Regions from separate parts of the Homo sapiens genome. Here region 1 is linked to region 2. The links are chromatin contacts, found by Hi-C in ENCODE. All regions are on one chromosome and are shown on one strand. Each heading gives the region's core, a stretch centred on a gene start or an enhancer-like site at or near the end of the contact. The rest is flanking DNA. Distances are from core to core; before and after follow the strand shown.

The links. Hi-C counts contacts between places; a loop is a spot of excess contacts on that map. Pooled maps may share reads with other maps.
Region 1: a map with no recorded cell type shows a loop between it and region 2 (10-fold over the local background). The contact joins the promoter of TYW1B here to the enhancer-like site in region 2. A Hi-C loop is called at or near these places in 1 of 37 single-sample maps with no recorded cell type and 2 of 50 pooled maps.

What each region holds. Positions count from the first base shown.
Region 1 is chr7:72,826,851-72,831,365 of GRCh38, reverse strand. It overlaps TYW1B (tRNA-yW synthesizing protein 1 homolog B), which reads left to right and starts at 3,166. Exons shown (of 14, transcript NM_001145440.3): 1 at 3,166-3,294; 2 at 4,381-4,511. The coding sequence starts at 3,291. It also overlaps the pseudogene SBDSP1. RefSeq lists enhancers at 2,617-2,666, 2,902-3,196 and a silencer at 2,997-3,256.
Region 2 is chr7:73,317,195-73,321,665 of GRCh38, reverse strand. TRIM50 (tripartite motif containing 50) reads left to right here. Exons shown (of 7, transcript NM_178125.3): 3 at 1,424-1,519; 4 at 2,614-2,844; 5 at 2,957-2,979. Among named protein-coding and RNA genes, the nearest start is that of TRIM50, 8.7 kb to the left of the region's middle. RefSeq lists enhancers at 1,336-2,228, 2,229-3,122. Within about 2 kb of position 1,990, at least 5 of the 41 ENCODE cell types and tissues checked have a DNase peak (open chromatin) inside an H3K27ac peak, as active enhancers do.

The sequences.
Region 1 (4,515 bases), core at 1,917-4,416, 490 kb after region 2:
AAGGTCAGGAGTTTGAGACCAACCCGGCCAACATAGTGAAACCCCATCTCTACTAAAAATCCAAAAATTAGCCGGGCAGGGTGGTGGGCACCTGTAATCCCAGCTACCCTGGAAGCTGAGGCAAGAGAATCGCTTGAACCCAGGAGGCAGAGGTTGCAGTGAGCTGAGTGCAGTGAAGTGCACTGCACTCCAGCCAAGGGCAACAGAGCAAGACTCTGTCCCCTGCCAAAAAAATAAAAGGGTCTGAAAGATGAAATACTTGAAAACAAATTCAGTTTTCAGGTATACCACATTCTATAAATGAGGTAATTTATAGAAAAATGAGGTAATTTAGTAGAAAATCTGATTTCAGGAGGTTTTGGCAAAAAAAAAAAACACAAAAAAACAAAACCACCAAGTTCTTTATTATTAGAAGTGATATTGTGCAGTTCACATTATTGCTTGGTTAGTCTTTCCTCCAGAAAAACAGCCTTTAATGTTTAATATATCTACAAATACGTTATAAATGGTTATTAGGGTTAGCTATGCTGCAGCTGTTACCCGCCTGCTTACAGATTTCAGTTTGGTCATCTGTTCCAAACGCACTGATGAGATCTTCCTTCTTGGCAACCTGACCTTAGGAAACATTTACAAACACTGAGTGGGTCTGCAGAACTTCATCAAGGTCTTTTTCCCTTGTGAGGGCAGGAGAGAAAGTCCTATGTGAATATACTTGAAACTTGGACATGCATTTACATTTAAATACGAGATGGCAACAACATGAACGGCAAGACACAACAAATCCCCCTGATGACCTTTAGTGTAGAGGGCAGTTTTCTTCCCCCCCCGCCCTTAGATGGAATTTCACTGTTTTTGCCCAGGCTGGAGTGCAATGGCGCGATCTCGGCTCACTGCAACGTCCGCCTCCCGGGTTCAAGTGATTCTCCTGCCTCAGCCTCCTGAGTAGCTGGGATTACAGGCATGCGCCACCACACCCGGCTAATTTTGTATTTTTAGTAGAGATGGTGTTTCATGTTGGCCAGGCTGGCCTCGAACTCCTGGCCTCAAGTGATCTGCCCGCATCGGCCTGAGGGAACATTTTCAAAACTCAGAACTGTATTTGCCCTACCATTTGCTCACTGGAGAAAAATGTCATGGGAGGACGTAAGAAACACAAGGGTGGGGTGCAGACAGCTGCTGCCACGGAATGCCAGTCCCTAGATGGCAGCAGTGAAGACACTACGCACTTTAAACTGCTAGGGCTACTGAGATCTATGACAGTATTCGGAACACTAGGTTCTCAGCCATCATTATTCTAGGAAAAGGACCACAATTATGAGATTTCTTGGCTGCAGCTTTTATGACACCAACAAAACAAAACCCCAAACCAACAACCCAATCGGAACCAACCAAATAAAGAAACCCTTGGCTTAGGCGCCAAGCTCGGACAGCGACGTCTCATGCTCACAGCAGGAATGTTCCATTTCCTCCCGGGCCAACAAACACCCCAGCCTGGCCCATTCACTCGACTTGGGCAGAGACAGGCCGCCTCGGAGGTGACGGCTCAGGCCCAGGCCCAGGCCCGAGGGAGGGGGCTACTCACAAGCCGCTCCGCCAGCCGACGACCTTGTTTTTGTAGCAGGCGATTTCGAAGCGCTTCCTGGCGCGCTTCATCCGTACCACGGCCACATTGGTTAGGCGGATCTGGTTGGTGGGGGTGAAGATCGACATCGCGGCTGTTCAAAGACCCAGAAGCCGGCAAACCAGGGCTGACCCGCGCCGTCCAGCCTGAAGGCCACCAGCGCCTCGCGGTAACGACCGAGCGGCGCGCGGCACTGACCCAACCACAAGTGCGCGGCGCCGCGACTCACTAGCTTCAGGCAGCCGCCACAGCGTGTCTGGCAGGCTTACTTACTGCGCAGGCGTCAGGTGGAGCAGAAGCCGGGAGGGGAGAAGTGAGCGATGACGCCTGCGCATTGTGGCTTTTACCGCCATCTTTCCACGCCCAAAAAGGGAGGTGCTTTTCCTTGGCGTTTTACTTTCGCCAATGAGCTGAGAGCTCTGACAGGATGCTCGCGGATGTTTAGTGACCGGGTTGAAACACAGCGTTGGCACCACCTCGTTCCGCGGAATTCAAGGGCCAGACCCACTTTATAATAGAAATTTTTTTATAATGGAATTATTTTATGATAAATATTTTTATTTACTCACCCTTTTATAATAGAAATATTTTAACATAAAATGTAGACAAAAAAGTGTAATGAACCTTCCATGTACCCATCACCGCGCTATCAACATTTTGCCATCCTTGTTTTATTCTTTTTTCATTTTTTTTGTTGCTTTTTTATTTACTTTTTTTTTTTAAAGTCAGTCTCACTCTGTCACCCAGGCTGGAGTGCAGTGGCAGGGTCATGGCCCCACTGCAGCTTCGACCTCCTGGGTTCGAGCGATCTTCCAGCGTTAGCTTCCCAAGTAGCTGGGACTACAGGTGTGAGCGGCCACGCCAAGCTAATTTAATTAAATAAATAATTAAAAAAATTTTTTGTACAGACGAGGTCTCACTATGTTGCTCAGGCTGGTCTCGAACTCCTGGGCTCAAGCGATCCTCCCGCTTCGGCTTCCCAAAGTGCTGGGATTACAGGTTTGAGTCACAGCGCCCGGCCGGTTGGGGGTATTTTAAAGAAAGCATCATATGGTTTCAGCATTAAATACTTCAGCCTATAGCCCTTAACAGATACACGCGACGAGATTAACTACAATTCCTTAATATCATCTATTAGATGATATTAAGTCATCCTCGGGGTTTACCCTCGGGGTTTCCCAAAAATAATGCCTTTCTACAGTCGGTTTATTTCAATTAAGATCCAAACAGGCCCACATAGCATTTCCCCCGCTCCCCACTCCTTTCCTCTTTTAATTTTCCCATGCCAATCATTTCTCTCTGGACCCGCCTTTTCCCAGTCTGAGCCAATCCAAACGGAGGCGGAAGCGCTCCGCCCTCATCGCCCGGAACTCCGGGCGGTGCTTATTTCTGGACACGCCCCCTTTCCCCTCTGAGCCAATCGGAGCAGGGCCGAGAGCGCACCGGGCACTGGCTTCCTTTCCCGGAGCTCCGGGCTTTCCTCTGGGCCCACCTCTTCGTCCTCTGAACCAATCAGGACGGGCCTGGCAGCGTCGTAGCTGCCCACAGTTCTGCAGCCACTCGGTACGGCGCTAACGCCGCGAGGTAGCTCGGTGCGTCTCGCAGTACCAGTGCGAACCTTTGGGCTCTCCAGGTCCGAGATCCTAGTCTCCTGTCGGCTCTGAGGAGGATGGGTAAGGGCACTCGGCGGGCAAGGACCCTGGGGCGGCAGGGGAGGTAAACGTTTTACTGAGACCCTCTCCGGGCGGAGTGGCGTCCTCGGTCCCCTTCCTTCGGAGACTGTTGCACTTGACAGCACCGGCTAGCCGCCGCTGAGAGCAAGGAGGACCGATCCCTACTTTTGACCTGGCTTTTGCCTTTTGAGGCTAGGGGGTTAGACAGAAAACTACCCCTCCCACTTTACCCACGTGTATTAGGACTTTTGCACCTGTAAAGCCTAAATTTCAGGCTTCGACTTTTGAAATTGCTGCCAGGTTGAACGTTTGAAGCCAGGTCCTTCCATATCTCTCTTAAAAAAAAAAATGAGACGTAAGGTCAGTTACTTGAGAATCTTTTACAAGTTTAACCGTGAGCCTTTGAAAGTACAGTTAGTAAAAAGAATACTTTTACTACTTAAGCTTTTTTTATGGAGCAAGCACAACAAAACAATTAACTTAATTTCACATGAAGTATTTTTACTTTATGTTCCTTCTCTTGCTTCTAAATGCTCATTTCGAAGTGAAGATACAGTTTTATATTCTGTTTTTTCTTTGAGTTAGTGTTAACAGTATGATAATTTTATTACGTTACTACATAGTGTGTTATTTTTATTACAGTTGATTCCCCCGCCCCCCCCACGAGATGGAGCCTTGCTCTGTCGCCCAGGCTGGAGTGCGGTGGCGCAATCTTGGCTCACTGCAACCTCTGCCTCCCAGGTGCAAGCAGTTCTCCTGCCTCAGCCTCCCGAGTAGCTGGGATTACAGGCGCGCGCCACCATGCCCGGCTAATTTTTGTATTTTTAGTAGAGGCGGGGTTTCACCATGTTGGCCAGGCTGGTCTCGAACTCCTGACCTCAGGTGATCTGCCCGCCTCAGCCACCCAAAGTGCTGGGATTACAGGCATGAGCCACTGTGCCCGGCCAACAGTTGATTTTTAAATTAGATTTCTTAGCTGGGTTGTTGAATGTAAGGTTGGTTTTATTTTCTTCTTAAAATCGGGAAGGATATCTTTGTATATGTAGCTTTAAATGAAATTATCTGTGTGTGTCATTTTAAATTTAGATCCTTCTGCGGATACATGGGACCTCTCCTCACCTTTAATATCATTATGGATAAACAGGTTTTACATTTATCTGGGCTTTGCTGTTAGCATTAGCCTTTGGATTTGTGTCCAGATTGTCATCGAGATGCAGGTAA
Region 2 (4,471 bases), core at 741-3,240:
ACGGGGGCTCTGGTCAAATCGTGCAGTAGATGGTGGTCCAGGGGTCCCGGTTGGCACCCCCAAGGCTAGGTCAGGTTTGGGGCCCGGGCAGTCCAGGAGAAGTGCATTTATGTCAGCTTGGGGAGGTCGCAAATCCGTGCTGTGTCCAAGCCCACCAGGAATGGATTCAGGTGTTTATGGGTGTGGGGATTCACCAGGTTTAACCCAGGCCCGTGTGAGCACCACTGGCCCTAGAATTAGCCTCACCTGGCGCCGGCCTTTTTGTGATGGCTCCTGATTAAATACCCACTAATTCTGGATCTGCTGGTGACCACAGAGTTCACCTGATGGGTCCCCTACAGGCAGCATTCAATCCAGGAAGTGCCAGCATCACATGGTGACTTCTGGTAGCTGTAACGTTTAGTGACTCTCTCCATGTCATGCAGAGGGGTGACATTGAGACCCTCTTATGCCTGGGAAGTTCCTGCTGTCAATGCAGAATATTCTTTAAAAAAAAATTAGAGATGGGATCTCACTGTGTTGCCCAGGCTGGTCTCAAACTCCTATCCTCAAGTGATTCTCCCACCTTGGCCTCCTAAAATGCTGGGATTACAGGCACGAGCCATTGTGCCCAGCCTAGAATATTCCTTTTTTTTTTTTTTGAGACGGAGTTTCACTCTTGTTGCCCAGGCTGGAGTGCAATGGCGCGATCTTGGCTCACTACAACCTCTGCCTCCCAGGTTCAAGCAATTCTCCTGCCTCAGCCTCCCGAGTAGCTGGGATTACAGGCATGCACCACCACGCCTGGCTAATTTTGTATTTTTAGTAGAGACAGGGTTTCTCCATGTTGAGGCTGGTCTCGAATTCCTGACCTCAGGTGATCCACTCGCCTCGGCCTCCCAAAATGCTGGGAGTACAGGCGTGAGCCACTGCGCCCAGCCTAGAATATTCTTGAATTAATTTATCTTATTTTTTATTTTTATTTTTTTGAGACAGAGTCTCACTGTGTCACCCAGGCTGGAGTGCAGTGGCATGATCTTGGCTCACTGCAACCTCCACCTCCCAGATTCAAGCGATTCTCGTGCCTTAGCCTCCCAAGTAGCTGGGACTACAGGTGTATGCCACCACGCCTGGCTAATTTTTGTATTTTTAATAGAAATGGGGTTTCACTATGTTGGCCAGGCTAGTCTCGAACTCCTGACCTCAAGTGAAGTCCCACCTCAGTCTCCCAAAGTGCTGGAATTACAGGCGTGAGCTTCTGCGCCCAGACTATTCTCGAACAATTTAACCTGTTTTGGACTCAAGGGTACCTGGGTGGCTCTGGTTCCCGCCCTGGTTTCCCTGGGAGTGCTTGTGGCCATTGGGATACTCCCAAGAAGGTGATCCAAGGAGCTGAGAAGGGGAGGGATCAGCTGCTCATGGGGCCATGGCCTGTTGCCTCCAGGAGGAGCTCGCAGCCCTCATCTCTGAGCTGAAGCAGGAGCAGAAAAAGGTGGATGAGCTCATCGCCAAACTGGTGAACAACCGGACCCGAATCGTCGTGAGTGCCCCTTCCCTCTGCCCCTGCCTGGGACCGGCCACCTTCACTTTCCTGTAGAACTCAGTTCTCATTGGTCCTTTACAGAAAACCATGCCTTCCATATAAAGCCAGAACTCAAAGCATTCCCAGGGCGGGGTGGGGAAAGCGCAAATCCTCTCAGGGGAATTCAACCCAGTTGTCGTTAGGACTGGCTCCAAGTTGGCTTTTGCCCTCTGTGTCCTTGAGACTGAGATAACCCAGGACTTGAGTCTCAGGGGGTAAACAGCTCAAAGCATGGGCATGACTCCTCCGCCCCTGTGCCACCTGTGTCTGCTTGACCTTGCCAGCCTGTCATGGTGCCCTCCCAGTACCTGGGTGCTCAGGCGTGGAGAGGCTGGCAGCCCTGGGCCCTGGCTGATCTCCCGAAGTGAGAGGCACATGGGGCTGGGAGCCATAGTGCCCCGGCCCTGGAGGTGGCTGTGAAACAGAAACAGGAGCCGGGCAAGATCCAGGAGCACTCAGCCTCCCTCATTTACCCTCCTCACCCTTGCGCGGCAGGCGGTACCAGCCCTGCCTGGTGGAGGCGGAGCTCAGGGTTCTGCAGGGAGTTCTGGCTCCCTCACAGCAAAGCCTGCTCGCCTAGGGCCTTCCTGCTTTCCTTCAGTTGTGGAACTCTGGGATATGCACATTTAATAGCTGAAATAGGCAAAGTGGGGTGTGGTGGCGTGCATCTGTAATCCCAGCAACTCGGGAGGCTGAGGCGGGAGGATTGCTTGAGGCTGGGAGGTCAAGGCTACAGTGAGCTATGATCATGCCACTGTGCTCCAGCCTGGGCAACAGAGTGAGACCCTGTCTCTTAAAAAAAAAAATTAAAACAGGCCAAAACAGAGCCTCTCCATTTGAAACGGGAGCTGGGGTCACCCTCCCCACGGCCACCGCCAGGGCTCCCCATGCATGGGGTGAACTCCCTGCCCGGCGCCAGGCCATGCAGCCTCCCCTGAGACTCAGGTCCCAGGACCAACCCGGTCAGGAAGGCCCTGGGGACACCGAGGCCAGCCAGACAGAGCCTGGCAGCTCGGCTGTGACTCTGCAGTGACCAGCCCTCCCTGTCCCAGAATGAGTCGGATGTCTTCAGCTGGGTGATCCGCCGCGAGTTCCAGGAGCTGCACCACCTGGTGGATGAGGAGAAGGCCCGCTGCCTGGAGGGGATAGGGGGTCACACCCGTGGCCTGGTGGCCTCCCTGGACATGCAGCTGGAGCAGGCCCAGGGAACCCGGGAGCGGCTGGCCCAAGCCGAGTGTGTGCTGGAACAGTTCGGCAATGAGGACCACCACAAGTTCATCCGGGTGAGTGGACAGGGAGGCGTCCCATCCCCATACCCGCCAGGGCCTTCCCCTTCCCAACAGTGCCCTAGCTTCCCACCTTCTAGCCTTAACCTCCCTCTCTCTTGCCTTCCAGAAGTTCCACTCCATGGCCTCCAGGTAATAACCTTGGAGAGAGCTCAGCCAGGGTCTGGTGGCTGCGGGCACGGGCATCTCAGCTCCACTGGTTCCTCCATTCGGTTTAACCAGCGCCTCCCAAGCAGCTGCCCACAGCTGGCTCTATAACTGAGCCTGGGAAAAACAGAGGAAAGTCATGTCCCTGCCTTCAAGGGTCTCGTAGATGGGTGGGGAGGCAGATGGTGAACTGTGGGTACCTAGAACAGCAGAAGTTCACTCAAGCTACAGAAATACTAGAGGAGGGTAGCTCATGCCTGCAATCCCAGTACTTTGGGAAGCCAAGGCAGGAGGATTGCTTGAGGCCAGGAGTTCGAGACCAGCCTGGCCAATGTAGTAAGACCCCATCTCTACAAAAAATACAAAAATAAAAAAATTAGTTGGGCATGGTGTCATGTGCCTATAGTCCCCGCTACTCATGAGGCTGAGGCGGGAGGATTGCTTGAGCCCAGAAGTTTGATGCTGCAGTGAGTCGTGACCATGCTACTGCATGATCCAGCCTGGGTGACGGAGCGAGACCCTGTCTCAGAAAACAAAACAGAATGCTAGAGGAGGAGCAGGTGTCTGGGGGACCTGGCAGAGGGGCACAGGCCTGATGGCTGAGAAGGACCCAGGACCTGAGTTTGCCAGGCAAGCCGAGGAAACGGTCCTGTAAAAGGGGGAGTGGCATGTGGACTCTGGTTATGAGTTCAGGGTGGCTGGGTGTAAGGCAGGATATCACCAGGAGTCGGAGCTGGGAGAGGTGGGAAATGGCCAGAAGCAACATCCAGGAGCACCGGGCATCCCTTGCTTACCCTCCTCACCCTTGCGCAGCAGGCAGTATCAGCCCTGCCTGAAACTTGCTCTGCAGATTGTGGGAAGAGAGTGGATCCATGTTCTAGACCCAACAAACGAACACGTGCAGTTCCCAAGCCTTCCTCACTCCCTGTTTATGGGAGACTCCGTGTTTCTCACATTTCTTTTAGTCTTAGAGACAATTTGGTCAGAAGACATGGGTTTAAATGAAGGGACAGAGGCTGGGCATGGCGGCTTACACCTGTAATCCCAGCATTTTGGAAGGCTGAGGCAGAAGGATGCCTTCAGGTCAGGAGTTCGAGACCAGCCCAGCCAACATGGTGAAACCCCGTCTCTATGAAAAATACAAAAATTAGCTGGGTGTGGTGGCAGGCACCTGTAATCACAGCTGCTGGGGAGGCTGAGGCATGAGAATCACTTGAACCTGGGAGGTAGAGGTTTCACCGAGCTAAGATCACCCCACTGCACTCCAGCCTGGGCGACAGAGCAAGACTCCATCTCAAAAAAAAAAAAAAAAAAAAAAGTCTTGGCATGGTGGCTCATAGCTGTAATCCCAGCACTTTGGGAGGCCAAGGTGGGTGGATTGCTTGAGCTCAGGAGCTCAAGACCAGCCTGGGCAACATGGTGAAACTGTCTCTACCAAAAATAGAAAAAAATTAGCTGGGCATGGTGGCACATGCTT